Regions from separate parts of the Homo sapiens genome. Here region 2 is linked to region 1. A link is a loop called in an ENCODE intact Hi-C map of the cell type or tissue named here. Cell type or tissue: IMR-90. All regions are shown on one strand. Links, peaks and the distances in the headings refer to the core of each region. The heading gives the core; the rest is flanking DNA. Region 1 has its middle 19 kb from the start of SNORD11. Region 2 has its middle 16 kb from the start of BMPR2.

Evidence for each region. A loop is a pair of places that touch in the nucleus more often than their neighbours do. Peaks named below come from ENCODE experiments on the same cell type or tissue, not always from the same donor. Only the 100,000 strongest peaks of a DNase experiment are listed, where the experiment ranks them.
Region 2: it touches region 1 in a loop (2.4-fold over the local background); 34 of 110 quality-filtered maps call a loop at or near these places.

Annotation. Positions count from the first base shown.
Region 1 is chr2:202,307,824-202,316,638 of GRCh38, forward strand. No RefSeq gene overlaps it. Among named protein-coding and RNA genes, the nearest start is that of SNORD11, 19 kb to the left of the region's middle. RefSeq lists a silencer at 4,330-4,530. In IMR-90, for the core only: no CTCF peak of the experiment used is centred there; no DNase peak of the experiment used is centred there.
Region 2 is chr2:202,356,412-202,365,226 of GRCh38, forward strand. It overlaps the pseudogene RN7SL40P. Among named protein-coding and RNA genes, the nearest start is that of BMPR2, 16 kb to the right of the region's middle. RefSeq lists an enhancer at 1,981-2,565. In IMR-90, for the core only: no CTCF peak of the experiment used is centred there; a DNase peak (open chromatin) is centred at 4,910.

The DNA.
Region 1 (8,815 bases), core at 222-8,221:
TCACTAGAGGTTTCTCACGAAGCCTGGGGACCCGAGGCTGGTATCTGCTACTTTGATTTAAACCAAGCCCCCAAACCTGGCAAGGCACCAAGCAGTAGCTTTGGAAGTGGCTGCCTGGAAATTCCTGGCCTACAGTGTTGAGACAAAGGGCCCCTAGTATTTCAGCTGGTCAAGACATCCATTTGCATACCAACTCCTATGTCATAGCAGCAAATGCAGCCTTCAAAGTTGGAAGGTAAACTGTTATTAGGATAGCTATGAATGTATCCTATATAAAAGTAACCAAAGCTGAACAAACTCTCATAAAAACTACAGCCCTTGATTACTCAAAGTGTCACAATACTTAAGAGCTAATGGCTGTAAATGAGACAGCAAGGAGCATGACATCACATTCGTCAAAAATTTGATCTGTTGTCAGGGCAATAGGAGATTTTAGAGTTAAAAGGAATCCAGGAAATCACCTATATACAATGAAGACTCAGACCCAGAGACCTTTATACATGCACCCAGTGTGCTGGCGTATTCCAAAGACATTAGGCCTGCTCTTTTCTTTTAGACAGCAATGTTTTTGTTTTTGTTTTTGTTTTTTTTTGAGATGGAGTTTCACTCTTGTTACCCAGGCTGGAGTGCAATGGCACGATCTCGGCTCACTGCAACCTCTGCCTCCCAGGTTCAAGCGATTCTCCTGCCTCAGCCTCCCTAGTAGCTGGGATTACAGGCATGTGCCACTATGCCTGGCTAATTTTGTATTTTCAGTAGAGACGGGGTTTCTCCATGTTGGTCAGGCTGATCTCGAACTCCCGACCTTAGGTGATCCGCCCACCTCAGCCTCCCAAAGTGCTGGGATTACAGGCATGAGCCACGGCGCCCGGCCGAAAGCAATTTCTTTTATTGAAAGTTTACACATTTAATTCAGCGTTGGTCTTTTAGGTTTCAGTTTACAGAAAAAGCATCATAGGAAACAATCAGATCCAAAATGTGCAACGTTAAAGTCGAATAATTAAGAACGTAGGGGAAAGAGCCAGGCGAGGTGGCTAACGCCTGTAATCCCAACATTTTGGGAGGCGGAGGCGGGTGGATCACTTGGGGTCAGGAGTTCAAGACCAGCCTGGCCAACATGGCAAAACCCTGTCTCTACTAAAAATACAAAAATTAGCCGGGCATTGTGGCACACGCCTATAATCCCAGCTACTTGGGAGGCTGAGGCAGGAGAATTGCTTGAACCCGGGAAGCGAAGGTTGCAGTGAGCCGAGATCACACCACTGCACTCCAGCCTGGGCACAGTGAGACTCCCATCTCAAAAAAAAAAAAAAAAAATGCGGGAGAGGGGCAGGCCTATTGGCTCATGCCTGCAATCCCAGCACTTTGGGAGGCCAAGGTGGGCAGATCACTGGAGACCAGGAGCTCCAAACCAGCCTGGGCAACATGGCAAAACCCTTTCTGTTAAAAAAAAAAAAAAAAAAGAAAGTTAACCAGCCATTGTAGTGTGCGTCTGTAGTCCCAGCTACTTGGAAGGCTGAGGTGGGAGGATCACCTGAGACCAGGAAGTTCGAGGCTGCAGTGAGCTGAGACTGCGCCACTGCACTCTATCCTGGGTGAAAAGGGAAGACCCTGTCTTTAAAAATAATAATAAATAATAAAAATAAATAAATGGTGCGGGGATTTCATCGTGATTGCTTCTTAGGAATTACATCGTGATTGCTTCTTAGGAATTACATCCTGAGAATTAACGGTGGCATGGGGGATAAGGGACTACTCGTTTCATTATATCTTAGTAGCAGTCGTCTCAGTCTCTAAACTATGTGTATGGATTGCTTAGATTAAAGAACTATTTTTAAAAAATTATTCTTAAGTCGGGAGCGGTGGCTCACGCCTGTAATCCCAGCACTTTGGGAGGCTGAGGCTGGCAGATCACGAGGTCAGGAGATCGAGACCATCCTGGCTAACACGGTGAAACCTCGTCTCTACTAAAAATACAAAAAATTAGCCGGGCGTGGTGGCGGGCGCCTGTAGTCCCAGCTACTCGGGAGGCTGAGGCAGGAGAATGGCGTGAACCTGGGAGGCGGAGCTTGCAGTGAGCCAAGATCATGCCACTGTACTCCAGCCTGGGCGACAGAGCGAGACTCCGTCTCAAAAAATATATAAAATATATATATAATTCTTAAAAAAATTATTCTTAAACATGGGTATGAGGAAGAGGGGCTGTTTAGATCAGAGGTGGGCAAAGGACAGCCTGAGGTTCAAATCCAGCCCATAGCCTGTTTTTGCAAGTAAAGTTTTATTGGAACACAGCCATGCCCATTCCTTTAAGCTCTGTCTGTGTCCGTACTGTTTATGGCTATATGCTCCAACAGCACAATTATGTGTTAAAAAGGACAATGGCCTGCAAAGCCTGAAATATTTACTATCTAGTCCTTTACTGGAAAAATTTTCTGACCACTGTTTTGGATTAAAAGGAACTTAAAGGGTCAAATGCGATGTATAAACCTTGATTTCAAACCTGATTTCAAAACATGAAAGACATAAAAGATGTTCTGGGAACAGTTAGGGAAGTTCTAATATAAACTGGATATTACATGACTTTAGTGAACTATAATTACCTTTAGATGTGATTAGGCTGCTAGGGTCATGTAGGATAATGTCCTTAGTTTTCTTTTTGTTTTTTTTTTTGAGATGGAGTCTCACTCTGTCGCCCAGGCTAGAGTGCAGTGGTGCGACCTTGGCTCACTGCAACCTCAGCCTCCTGAGTAGCTGGGATTACAGGTGTGCGCCACCATGCCCTAATTTTTGTATTTTTACTAGTGATGGGTTTTCACCATGTTGGTCAGGCTGGTCTCAAACTCCTGACCTCGTGATCCGCCCTCCTCGGCCTCCCAAAGTGCTGGGATTACAGGCGTGAGCCACTGCGGCGGCTGTCCTTAGGTTTTGTTTTGTTTTGTTTTGTTTGAGATGGAGTTTCACTTTTGTTACCCAGGCTGGAGTGCAATGACGCCATCTCAGCTCTCCACAACCTTCGTCTCCCGGCTTCAAGCGATTCTCCTGCCTCAGCCTCCTGAGTAGCTGGAACTACAGGTGCCCACCATCATGCCCAGTTAATTTTGTATTTTTTAGTAGAGACGGGGTTTCTCCATGTTGGTCAGGCTGGTCTTGAACTTCCGACCTCAGGTAATCCACCCACCGTGGCCTCCCAAAGTGCTGGGATTACAGGCATGAGCCACCGCGCCCGGTCTGTCCTTAGTTTTTAAAGATGCAAGCTGCTGGGAGGAAGTATCCTGATGTCTATAATTTGTTTTGCAGTGCTTCGGCAGAGATTATGAATATAAATAGATGAAGCAAATACAGCAAAATGTTAATAGTTGTTGAAATATGTTGTGGGGGTATATGAATGATCATCATACTATTTTCTCCCTTTTTATTCCTGAATGCTTGAAATGATCATAAAGTCTTATTTTTTAAAGCAGAAACATGCTATTTATTTTGCTTTAATTCTGAGTTCTTTCTCTCTGAAAACTTCCAAGATCCTTGCAAAGTTCTTGCCAGCAAGTATTTGGGACACCCACTATGGGCCAGGCACTTGTGAGCAGGGAAAGCTCAAAAGAAAAAGATGCAGTAGCTGATGACCTCAGAGAATTCACAAAGTGAACCTCAGACCTCAAACGCTCCTGATGAAGAAGGCATGTTCTCATTTAAATAAATGACTGAGGAGGGGGGAATGTGGGGAAGCAGCAGTTAGAGATTGCCATAGAAGATGAGAATTATGGAAATTAGGAACACAGAAGCTGTGAAGTTGAATTTGAGTTTATGAAACAGAAATCATTCCTCTCCCTTTCTCTACTAACCACCAAATACTACACATTTGAAGAAAATAGAAAACAGCCGAAAGAGCTGAGTGGCGTGGTACTTGCCTATAGTTTCAGCTGCTCAGGAGGGTGAGGTAGGAGGGTCACTTACGCCCAGGGGTTCGGGTCTAGCCTGGGCAACCTAGCAAAACCCTGTCTCTGGAAAACAAAAAACAAAAAAGCAGCAAAGCCCCACCCCTTGGCAGGTAATAGAGTTGGGACTACAGCTGCATCCCCTTGTAACCCCGTCTCCCCACCCCAAAATTGCCCTTCCACATCCTTTAAGCTTTGGCAATTTAGTACTCACCTGGAGAGCTCTTCTGTGCCACACAAGTGTAAGGAGGTAGCCATGTGCCTTCTCAGGGCCTCATAAAACTGCCTCTTAACCTGAGCCAGGAAGCAGGGAGGGCTTGGTTTCTAGCAAGGGTAAATGTGCCTGACTCCAGGAAAAGAATCAGTCAGACAACAAATACATCTATTTGTAGCCTAAAATCTGCTGGGCCAGCAACATGCTAATAACCAGCTGGGCATGATGGAGAGGCCACAAGCCGACTGTCAGGATGGGAAGAGCCCTGCACTACTGGTCAGAGAAAATATACGTGAAAGTGCTGCATAAGCCAAATGGCACTATTTAAAATATGCTTGCTGTTATAAGCTGATTTCACTACTTACTAGTTCATGTCCTTAGACAAGTCAACCTTGCCTTTTCGGTCTCAGTTTCTGCAGCTATAAAATGGTAATAATTTTTTGTTTATCTTGTAGAGCTCTTAGAAACTCAGATTTAAAAAATGCACAGGCCAAGCGCAGTGGCTCATGCCTGTAATCCCAGCACTCTACGAGGCCGAGGCGAGTGGATCACTTGAGGTCAGGAGTTCAAAACCAGCCTGGCCAACATGGTGAAACTCTGTCTCTACTAAAAATACAAAAATCAGCCAGGTGTGGTGGCACAGCCCTGTAATCCCAGCTACTCAAGAGGCTGAGGCAGGAGAATCGCTTGAACCTGGGAGGCAGGGGTTGCAGTGAGCCGAGATGGCGCCACTGCACTCCAGCCTGGGCAACAGAGTGAGACTCTGACTCAAAAACACAAATTCCTTGTAAACTGATCAAATATATTGTATTATTATTCCTCGAAATTTATTCTACATAAAAAAATAAGATGCAAGAATGTACCAGCCTCATTTTCTCTTAATTTTGTGCACACAGCTAGCTAGAATATTCCTCAGCCTTTCTTGCAGTTAGGTATGGCCATGGGATGAGCTCTATCCAACGAAAGGGTTGTGGGTGGCAGCGATTACATCACTAGGGGGCCTGTTCCATAAAACTCCCCCAGTACACTCCTCAATGCCTTATCCCCCATTCTGTCTCAGTGTGGCAGATATCATGACCTTGGAAGTCATTTGTTAAAGATAGAGAAGTTACAAGATAGAAGAAACCTGGGATGCTGAATCACCAGTACTGTTAAGGACAGCTACCGACAGATGAAGAACATCTGTTTTGGACTTCATAGACAAAGAATAAACTTTTGTAACGTTTAGGCAATTATATTAGGTTGAACCACATGAAACTGCCAATATTTGACTGGTTTTGACCTATAAAAATCATTCCATGTGGTACAACCTAATAGACATTTTGCTTTGTTTCCTCTAAAATGAAAATCTTAGGTGGGGTGTGGTGGCTCACGCCTGTAATCCCAGCACTTTGGGAGGCCAAGGCAGGTGGATTACGAGGTCAGGAGATCGAGACCATCCTGGCTAACATGGTGAAACCTCGTCTCTACTAAAAATACAAAAAATTAGCTGGGCATGGTGGCGGGCACCTGTAATCCCAGCTACTCGGGAGGCTGAGGCAGGAGAATGGCATGAACTCAGGAGGCAGAGCTTGCAGTGAGCCGAGATCACGCCACTGCACTCCAGCCTGGGCGACAGAGCAAGACTCCGTCTCAAAAAAAAAAAAAGAAAGAAAAAAAAAGAAAATCTTAGAGGAAAAAAAAAGTTGTTTTGTTTTGTTTGGTTTGTTTGTGTTTTTTTTTGCTGGAGTGCAGTGGCACAATCATGGCTCACTGCAGCCTCAATTTCCCCTGGCTCAAGTGACCCTCCTACCTCAGACTCCCTAGTTGCTGGGACTACATGCACACGCCACCATGCCCAGCTAATTTTTGTATTTTTTGTTGAGATGGAATTTTGCCATGTTGCCCAGGCTGGTCTCAAACTTCTGGGCTCAAGCAATTCACCCACCTTGGCCTCCCAAAGTGCCGGGATTACAGGTGTGTGTGAGCCACTGCGCCTGGCCTTTTTTTTTTTGAGACAGGGTCTCTCCTTCTGTTTCTCAGGCTGGAGTACAGTGGCGCGATCTCGACTCGCTTTAGTCTCAACCTCCCAGTCTCAAATGATCCTCCCACCTCAGCCTCCCCAGTAGCTGGGACCACAGGTGTGCAGCACCACGCCCAGCTAATTTTTATATTTTTTTGTGGAGATGGGATCTCCCTATGTGGCCCAAGCTAGTCTCAAACTCCTGGGTTCAAGCGATCCTCTCAAAGGGTGGGGATTACAGGCATGAGCCATTGCGCCCAGCCTGAGGAAATGTTTTCAACAGTCACATTTTCAAAAGTGAGGAGGGAAATTAGTATTCTTGAGCTCATAGATCAGAGATTGTAAACTGTCTGCCTTTGGTCCACATTTGGGTGTAAAAATATTTTATTTGCTGCACAAAATGTTGGCCCACATAGTTTTAAACAATTGAATTCATTGCTGAATCAAATATATCTTCCTGTGATACAGTCAAAAATATTTTTCTTTTTCATTGTTTTTTTGACCTTTGGAATTAACATAGCAAAACAAAAACCTAAAACCAAACTAAACAAAGCAAAAAGAACAAATCTACTTTAATAAACAAAGAATTAAACTGTTTAGGCCTTAAAAGAGAGAGATCAATTTATAATTATGGGATGAGTAAGTTCTTTCTAAAATATAACATGAAATTCAGAAAATAAAAATAAATTGATAAAATTGACCACATTACTCTTGTATGGCAAAAATACTGTAAAATAGTCAAAATATAACAGATACTTTCTTTAGTATGTAAAGGGATTAAACAAGGTAATAAGAAAAAATGAAAATTACAAATAGCAGGCAGCTCAAGAAGAAAAGGTAGGGCTGAGCACAGTGGCTCATGCCTGTAATCCCAGCACTTTGGGAGGCTGAGGTGGGTGGATCACCTGAGGTCAGGAGTTCAAGACCAGCCTGGCCAACATGGTGAAACCCCGTCTCTACTAAAAATACAAAAAATTAGCTGGATGTGGTGGCAGACGCCTGTAATCCCAGCTACTTGGGAGGCTGAGGCAGGAGAATCGCCTGAACCCGGGAGGCAGAGGTTACAGTGAGCCGAGGTTGAGCCACTGCACTCTAGCCTGGGCAATAAGAGCAAAACTCCGTCTCAAAAAAAAAAAGAAGAAGAAGAAAAGGTATACAGGCCAGGTGTGGTGGAACACACCTGTAGTCCCAGCTACTCAGGAGGCTAAGGCAGGAGGACCCCCTTGAGTCCAGGAGATTGAGGCTACAGTGAGCTATGATAGCGCCACTGTACTCCAGCTTGGACGACAGAGCAAGTCTGTCTCTGAAATAGAAAGGAAAAAAGGTATACAGATCATCAATAAACATAAGAACAACTTTACCAAATTACCAAAATTAAGTAATAATAATACCCAGTGTTGGCCAGAGTGTAGGGAAACAGACATACATTGTAGGTGAGAGTATAAATTTGTGGAAGCTTTTGGAAGGATATTTTGCTAATAGCTAGAGTAAAAATGCTAACCAGGCGATTATACTGCTAGTTTAGTATAGGAATCTAGTCATAAAAGTCACTAAGATATAGGTACAAGAATGTTCTTTATACTATTGTATATATATATATATGTATGTATGTATATATAAATCTGATAAATGGGGCTAGTAAATAATTCTATTTCCAAAAAATTCAGCAATTAAAATGCAAAAATATTTCCTGGATAGACTATTTAGTGGGAAAAGCAAAATGCAGAACAGTGTGAAACCATCTGTGTAAAATTTTTGAAAGGATATGTATGTTTTTCTTTTTTTCTTCCCCTTCTTGTTCCATATACAAGAAGCTATCAGGCTGGTTCACACCTATAACCTCAGGACTTTGGGAGGCCAAGGCAGACAGAGTACTTTAGCCCAGGAGTTCAAGACCAGCCTGGCCAAAATGGTGAAACACTGTCTCTACTAAAAATGCAGAAAATTAGCTGGGCATGATGGCTCACTCCTGTAGTCCCAGCTACTCGGGAGGTTGAGGTGGGAGGATCACTTGAGCTTCAGAAGTCGAGGCTGCAATGAGCCGTGATCGCACCACTGCACTCCAGTCTGGGCAACAGGAGTTGCCCTGTCTTAAAACAAAACAAACAGACAAAAGCTATTAACAAGTTCCCACCTTTGGGGCAAGGGATTAGAGATTTGGGGATCAGAGAATGGGGAGGAAGATGTGAAGATGTTTGCTTTTCATTTCTTTCTGTATTGTTACATTTTTATATATTTTTTTCCTTTTGAGACAGGGTCTGGCACTGTTACCCAGGCTGGAGTGTGTGGCACGAGCTCACCTCTGCTTCCCGGGCTCAAGTGAGCCTCCCACCTCAGACTCCCTGGTAGCTGGGACTACAGGCAGAAACCACCAAGCCTGGCTAATTTTTCTATTTTTTGTAGAGACAGTTTCACCATGTTACCCAGGCTGGTCTCAAACTCCTGAGCTCAAGCAATACACCTGTGTTGACCTCCCAAAGTGCTGGGATTACAGGCATGAACTATCATGCCCGACCTGTTTCATTTTTTAAAAACCATGTACCTGGCCGGGCACGGTGGCTCACACCTGTAATCCCAGCACTTTGGAAGGCTGAGGCGGGCGGATCACTTTTGGTTGGGAGTTCGAGACCAGCCTGACCAACATGGAGAAACCCCATCTCTACTAAA
Region 2 (8,815 bases), core at 418-8,417, 49 kb after region 1:
GAGTAAGAGGTGCTGGCCTTAGAGCAGAGCTTGCAGAACAGAACAAACAGAAGGAAGACAATTTCCCAGTACTAAGTAAAACTGGGACCTTTTGCAGAGCACTGCCCAAGACTCTTCAACAATGCAATTCATAAAATCTTTATTTGAAGTAATCATTTGGAAATTACAGGTTGACAATGTATCACTGTTTTTGCAAATAGTAATAAAGGAACTGACCTCAGAAGTCACCTTGCACCATAGCCAGACCTGCATGGTACAAGAGAACAGGACACATGAAAGAAAATAATCAATGGACCATACAAGAAGAGAAATTAAAATAGAAAACACAACTTAACCATGTATGGCTAAGGGCTTTCACAGTTCTTTTCCTTTTTCCTTTTTTATTTTATTTTTTATTTTTAGAGACAGAGTCTCACTATGTTGCCCAGGCTGGAGTGCAATGGGTATTCACAGACACAATACCACTACTGATCAGCAGGGTTTTGTTTTTTTTTTTTGAGACGAAGTCTCGCTCTGTGGCCCAGGCTGGAGTGCAGTGGCGTGATCTCAGCTCATTGCGGAAACTCCATCTCCCGGGTTCAAGCGATTCTCCTGTCTCGGCCTCCCCAGTAGCTGGGATTTCAGGCGCCTGCCACCACACCTAGCTAATTTTTATATTTTTAGTAGAGACAAGATTTCACCATGTTGGCCAGGATGGTCTCGATCTCTTGACCTCGTGATCTGCCGGCCTTGGCCTCCCAAAGTACTGGGATTACAGGCGTGAGCCACAGCGCCCAGCCTAGCAGGGAGTTTTTGACCTGCTCCATTTCTGACCTGGGCCGGTTCACCCCTCCTTAGGTAAACTGGTGATCCCTGCTTCTAGGTGGTCACCATACTGATGTGGAACTTATGCTGACACCTGATCGGCATAGCACACACTACAGCCCAGAACTCCTGTGCTCATCCATCCTCCTGCCTCAGCCTCCTGAGTAGCTGGAACTTACAGGCATGCACCACCACATCCAGCTCACCGTTCTATAATGAAGAGAAAAATGAAAATAAATATCAAAATATCATAACCTTCTGCATATTGTTTATGTTGCATATAGACATGTTTGTGTGGACTGCAAATGAGAGCTTTTTTTTTTTTTTTTTTTTTTTTTTTTTTTTTTTTTTTTTGAGATGGAGTCTCGCTCTGTCGCCCAGGCTAGAGTGCAGTGTCACAATCTCGGCTCACTGCAAGCTCCGCCTCCTGGGGTCACGCCATTCTGCTGTCTTAGTGTCCCGAGTAGCTGGGACTACAGGTGCCCGCCATCACGCCCGGCTAAGTTTTTGTATTTTTAGTAGAGATGGGGTTTCTCTGTGTTAGCCAGGATGGTCTCAATCTCCTGACCTCGTGATCTGCCCGCCTCGGCCTCCCAATGTGCTGGGATTACAGGCGTGAGCCACCGCGCCCGGCATTTTTTTTTTTTTTTTTTTTTTTTTTTTTTGAGACGGAGTCTTGCTTTGTAGCCCAGGCTGGAGTGCAATGGCATGACTTCGGTTTACTGCAACCTCTGCCTCCTGGGTTCAAGTGATTCTCCTGCTTCAGCCTCCCGAGTAGCTGGGATTACAGGCGTCTGCCACCACGCCCGGCTAATTTTTGTATTTTTAGTGAAGATGGGGTTTCACCATGTGGGCCAGGCTGGTCTCAAACTCCTGATCTCAGGTGATCTGCCCGCCTCGGTCTCCCGAAGTGCTAGGATTATAGGCGTGAGCGTGAGCCACCGCGCCCAGCTGAGAGCTCTTTTATACTGCAGATTTTAGACACTTGGTTAGTCATTTTTGCTGTCTTCATAAAGTCTTGCTCTAAGGAAGCATTCCCATTGCAGCTAAATATGTTAATCTTGTGGAATCCACTAGGGACAATCAAAATTCTGGTTCCTGGAATGGCTTATTTAAACACTCTCTATTCCACCAAGCGCCTGAGGAGTCTTACTAGAATGATACAATATGATTCTTTGAAAAAAGACATTGCAAACCTAATGTATGATAAACCAGAGTACTAAATAGAATATTAACATATCCTGGAGGCTTCAATAAATATTAGGGTTAGGATTTAGTGCTGATAATAAAGTGTCATCTGTGAAGTAATTTGGATTTTTATAATGAACAATGAGTTTACATAATTTTTTTTTCTGTATTTCCTTACCTTGAGTATAATTTTTGTTCTGAGGCTAGGCGCAGTGGCTCATGCCTGTAATCCCAGCACTTTGGGAGGCTGAGGCGGGAGATCAACTGAGGTCGGGAGTTTGAGACCAGCCTGACCAACATGGCAAAACTCCGTCTCTACTAAAAATGAAAAATTAGCCGGACATGGTGGCGGGCGCCTGTAATCCCAGCTACTCAGAAGGCTGAGGCAGGAGAATCACGTGAACTCGGGAGGCAGAGGTTGCAGTGAGCCGAGATCGCGCCATCACACTCCAGCCTAGGCGACAAGAGAGAAACTCCGTCTAAAAAAAAAGCAGGCCGGCTCTGTGACTCACCCTGTAATCCCAGCAGTTTGGGAGGCTGAGGCGGGTGGATCACGAGGTGAGGAGTTTGAGACCAGCCTGGCCAAGATGGTGAAACCCTGTCTCTACTAAAAATGCAAAAATTAGCCGGGCGTGGTGGCAGGGGCCTGTAATCCCAGCTACTCGAGAGGCTGAGGCAGGAGAATTGCTTGAACCTGGGAGGCAGAGGTTGCAGTGAGCCGAGATTGCCGCCACTACAATCTAGCCTGGGCAAGACAGCAAGACTCTGTTTCAGAAAACAAAACAAAACAAAACAACACTGTAGGAGGCCAAGGCAGAAAGATCTCTTGAGTGCAGGAGTTCAAGTTCAAGGCTGCAGTAAGCCATGATCACGCCACTGCACTCCAGCCTGGATGACAAGTTGAGACCCTGTTTCTTTTTTCCTCTTTTTTTTTTTTCTTTGAGACGAAGCCTCGCTCTTCTCCCCCAGGCCCCCAGGCTGGAGTGCAATGGCTTGATCTCGGGTCACTGCAACCTCTGCCTCCCGGGTTCAAGCAATTCTCCTGCCTCAGCCTCCCAAGTAGCTGGGATTACAGGTGCATACCACCACGCCCAGGTAATTTTTTTTGTATTTTAAGTACAGACGGGGTTTCACCATCTTGGCCAGGCTGGTCTCGAACTCCTGACCTCAGGTGATCCACCAGCCTCGGCCTCCCAAAGTGCTGGGATTATAGGTGTGAGCCACCACACCCAGCCAGGTGAGACCCTGTTTCTAAAAATAAATTCTAGGACATTAAAACATATAAAAAAGAATAAAGAAGAAAATATTTAAAGTCACCCATAATTCTTTTCCTCCCCAAACCAAAACCATAGGAGAGGAGTGTTACACTACTCCAGAGTGTGAACAAATCTCTTTGGGAACATAGAGGACAAGGCAAGTAATGCTGACTGGGGAATTGGAGAATGCTTAACATTCGCTAGTTGGGAGGTGACAATTATGCTGGCTTTAGCCTGGAGAAGGGGCAGGGAAAGGCACTGAAGGTGGAGGGAATAGTCAGTAGGAAATGATAGAATCACTCTCTTTTTTTCTTTAATTAGAAAGAAGGTAAAGTTTGGGGAAGAGCCTGATACATTCTGAGAGCTCTAAGAGGTTCAGTGTATCTAGACTATAAGAGATAAAAGAGGGGGATAAGGTTGGAAAGAGTATGAAGACCTTTGTTCATAAAGGTAAGGAATTGGGCTGCTTTCTGTAGGATTGTCCTTAGTTATACTGAGATAGGCAAGGTAATTGACAACTAGAAGCACGATGCTGTTCTCTAGCCCCTTAACTAGAAAGTTGTTACTTACCCCGGCTGGATGCGGTGGCTCACGCCTGTAATCCCAGCACTTTGGGAGACTGAGGCGGGCAGATCACGAGTTCAGGAGTTCAAGACCATCCTGGTCAACACGGTGAAACCGCGTCTCTACTGAAAATACAAAAAATTAGCTGGGCGTGGTGGCGGGCGCCTGTAGTCCCAGCTACTTGGGAGGCTGAGGCAGGCGAATGGCGTGAACCCAGGAGGCAGAGCTTGCTGTGAGCCAAGATTGCGCCACTGCACTCTATCCAGCCTGGGTGACAGAGCGAGACTCTGTCTCAAAAAAAAAAAAAAAAGAAAGAAAATTGTTACTTAGCCTAATCACCCCATCAGATTTTCCTCTACGTCCTCATTTTTCTGTTACCAAAGTTGATCGTTAGGGGAAAAAACAAATCCTTATAGGAGGATGCAGGAAGACAAGACAATAGCAAATGTTGGGGCTCAGAAAACAATACCCCAAAATATGGTGCTTTGGCACGCTGAGCATTTTGAACTAAAGGAAATTTAAAGGCCTTAGAAGCAGCCTCAGAACCAAGAACTTTCTTTCTCCTGTTTCTCCCCAACCCCAAGCCCAGGGTGGAATTCTCTGAAGCTCCCTTATCTGAAGCTCCTCCAGAAGGAACATAGTTGCCTTTGATCACTGAAATTTCAAAACAGAGAGGATGAAACTCACGGAGCAGGAAGGAAGACTGAGGAAAGTCACCTCATCTAGACAGGCTTTGTCACAAGCCATTGTCTGTTCTTCAGGTCCCATTCAATTTTCAAATAGAATCATTTACAAATGATTGCCTATTCTTTGGGCCCAGTCAACTCTCCCCAAAATCATTTACTGCCTCTCAAAATTGCCTATATTTTTCCCATCTCCATCTCCCTTCTCCCTCTCCCCTACAAAGCTTCAGCCATCTGGCCCTTCTTTGAGTTTCATATTTTGTATGGCTCCTGTGCACGCTTGCATGTTAATAAATCTGTTTGCCTTTTCTCCTATTAATCTATTGTCAGTTTATTTCGGCGGACTTGAAACTTTAAAGGCGTAGAAAAAAATTCCCTTTGCCCTGACAAAAATAAGATGTCTTACAGATGTTCTACATAAGGATTTGGCAAACAGAATGCATATGAGTAATCCTTAGCTGTGAAACCATTCTAGTAATAGTTTGTGTTTTGTGCATTTTCTTAAAGACATTGATTTTGGGCATATGGAAAGATTATTCTGTAATATTTGAAGGAGGGAAAAAAAGCCTCACAGTTCTGATAGTTCCATTTTTTATTCTGCACTTTATGAAGGATAAATGTACGGTGTCTGTTTCTGGATGGTAGACATGTTATAGGAAAGGGGTTCTGATCCAGACCCCCAGAGAGGGTTCTTGGATCTCCAGCAAGAAAGAATTCAGGGCGAATCTGCAAAGTGAAATGGTTTCACCATGTTAGCCAGGATGGTCTTGATCTCCTGACCTCGTGATCCACCCGCCTCGGCCTCCCAAAGTGCGGGGATTACAGGCACGAGCCACCGCGCCCGGCCTTTTATAGATTTTTCTGAGATGGAGTCTCGCTCTGTCGCCCAGGCTACGGTGCAGTGGCATGATTTCGGCTCACTGCAACCTCCGCCTCCCGGTGACAAGTGATTCTCTTGCTTCAGCCTCCTGAGTGGCTGAGATTACAGGCACCCGCATCCACGCCCAGTTAATTTTTGTATTTGCAGTAGAGATGGGGTTTCACCATGTTGGCCAGGCTGGTCTCGAACTCTTGACCTCACGTGATCCACCCACCCTGACCTCCCAAAGTGCTGGGATTACAGGCATGAGCCACCTCGACGGCCCTATTTCTTGATCATATGCTAAACAAGGGGTAGATTATTCATGCTTCCCCTTTTTACACCATATAGGGTAACTTCCTGACATTACCATGGCATTTGTAAACTGTCCTGGCACTGGTGGGAATATAGCAGTGAGGACTACCAGAGGTCACTGTCGTCACCATTTTGGTTTTGTTGGGTTTTAGCTGGCTTCTTTAATGCAACCTGTTTTATCAGCAAGGTCTTTATGACCTGTATCTTGTGCTAACCTTCTATCTCATCTCATCCTGTGACTTAGAATGCCTTAACCGTCTGGGAATGCAGCCCAGCAGGTCTCAGCATCATTTTACCCAGCCCCCCACCTTTTTTTTCTTTTTTTCCAGAGGGAGTCTGGCACTGTCGCCCAGGCTGGCATGCAGTGGTGTGATCTTGGCTCACTGCAACCTCTGCCTCTCGGGTTCAAGCGATTCTCCTGCCTCAGCCTCCTGAGTAGCTGAGATTACAGGCACGGGCCACCACAACCGGCTAATTTTCGTATTTTTAGTAGAGACGGGGTTTCACCATGTTGGTCAGGCTGGTCTCGAACTCCTGACCTCGTGATCCGCCTGCCTCGGCCTCCTCCCAAAGTGCTGGGATTACAGGCGTGAGCCACTGCACCTAGCCACCCAGCCCCTATTTAAGATGGAGTTGCTCTGGTTCCAATGTCTCTGACAGATATACACTGAAAAAACTGATTAGATTGATAACTATATAATGGAAAAAATCCCCCTAGGAGGACGAGTCAGTAAGTAAAAGGTAGTCATGCTTCTGAAAGAAAAGAATGCCAAAAAATGCCAGACATACAGTAAGTCTCATGCTGGATTAAATAGAGACATGCCCTAAAATGCCTAAAAGGAGGCTAATGATTAGCCTTCTTTTTAATCATTATTATTATTATTATTTGAGACAGGGTTTCACTCCGTTGCCCAGGCTGGAATGCAGTGGTATGGTCTGGGGTCACTACAATCTCTACCTCCCAGGTTCAAGCAATCCTCCCACCTCAACCTCCCAAGTAGCTAGGACTACAGGCACATGCCACCACACCCTGCTAACTTTTTTTTTTTTGTAGAGACAGGTTTCCCCATGTTACCTAGGCTGGTCTCGAACTCCTAGGCTCAAGAGATCTACCGCCTGGCCTCCCAAAGTGCTGGGATTAGAGGCGTGAGCACCATTCCCAGCCTAATCACTATTTTTATAGTTGAAACTTGTATTTTTCTCTATAAAAAAGTGTGGAAGTTTATCTTGCTTTTTTGAAAAAGTTGAGACCAAACCCAGACAAAGGTTTTATCCTAAATTTGTTGTATGATGTGATTTCCTACTGCAACATGGGTTTTAAAATCAGTCTTTTATTTTAAGGGAAAAGGAATACATTCAAGTGGAAGAGGTTCAAATTTTAAATCATGATTAGTTTTGTATTTGGAAAATAAAACCATCACAATTCAGCTCTAATTATCTAATCAGTTTTAACTAGAGAAATTCTAGATTAAGAAAGAAGAAAGTAAGTTTTGACATGGGTATTTCTGTGTTTCAGGGGCCTCCAAAAGGATGAATATGTACTTATCTTACATGGGGTGAAGGCTGTGAGAGTGAGTATTACAGTAGCTTCATTATTACACAAATCCTGCTCTTGAAATTATTTGTGTAATTTCTGCAAGCAGATAGTCCAGTGCAGTTATTTGGAGGTCACTGTGAAGGGCCAGATAAATATTATCAAAAGCCAGAAAAACTAGGAAGCAAGGCCATAATAAGGTCTTGTTTCCTTTTTTTTTTTTTTTTTTTTTTTTTGAGATGGAGTTTAGCTCTTGTTGCACAGGCTGGAGTGCAATGGCCTGATCTCAGCTCACTGAAACTTCTGCCTCCCGGGTTCAAGTGATTCTCCTGCCTCAGCCTCCTGAATAGCTGGAATTACAGGCATGAGCCACCACGCCTGGCTAATTTTGTATTTTTAGTGGAGATGGAGTTTCTCCACGTTGGTCAGGCTGGTCTGGAACTCCTGACCTCAGGTGATCTGCCCGCCTCAGCCTCCCAAAGTGCTGGGATTACAGGTGTGAGCCACTGCGCCCAGCCATAAAGGTCTTGTTTATTGACTTCAGTTTATTTCATACGCTTATGCAACAGTCTTACCTGCTAAGTAAGAAAAATGTAGACATGCTTAAGACCTGGAAAAAGTATTGAAAAGGTATCAAAGGTTTATAGAATGTGCAGTACATATTATTCATATTCATTATGATTTTTTCTAATCCTGACGATAGAAATATAAGCCTACACAGGATCAAATATTTGCCTTGTTTTGTGTCTTCAATTGGCTGGCTTTTTTTTTTTGAGGCAGAATCATGATTTTTTTTTAAAAAACGTAAAACAATTTTTTTTTGAGACAGAGTTTCACTCTTGTTTCCCAGGCTGGAGTGCAGTGGCACGAACTCAGCTCACTGCAACCTCCACCTCCTGGGTTCAAGCGATTCTCCTGCCTGATTTATATTTTTCCAGAATTTTCTAAGTATATGTTTATAGAGAATTGTACACACATACAGCTGGGATAATGTATTACTTACATTTAACATTCTGGTTTTCCAATTTAATACTATATCATGGGCATGTCCCCATGACATTATTTTCTATAAATACCATTTTAATAGCTCTATAATATTTAAAGCTATTTATATTTCATGGTTTACCAGCTGTTCTTTTATTGTTAGATATTTAAATTAATTCCAATTTTTAGTACTATATATAAACAATGCTGTGATAGACACTTTTATCTGCCTTTCTGAGTATTTCCTTAGGATTTCCTTAGGAGAGCCATGAATAAATTTCATGGCTATTCTTAGAGTAATTTTTTTTTTTTTTTTTTGAGACAGGGTCTTGCTCTGTTGCCTAGGCTGGAGTGCAGTAGCATGATCATGGCTCACTGCAGCCTCGACCTCCTGGGCTCAAGTGATCCTCCCACCTTAGCCTCCTGAGTAGCTGGGACCACAGGTATACACCATGGCCGGCTAATTTTTTCATTTTTTGTAGAGACAAAGTCCCGCTATGTTGCCCAGATTGGTCTCCAACTCCTGGTGCTCCTGTCTAAGCCTCTCGAAGTGCTGGGATTACAGGCATGAGCCACCACACCCAGCCTACTGTAATATTTTTTAAGAATTTGATTTCATTTATTCTAT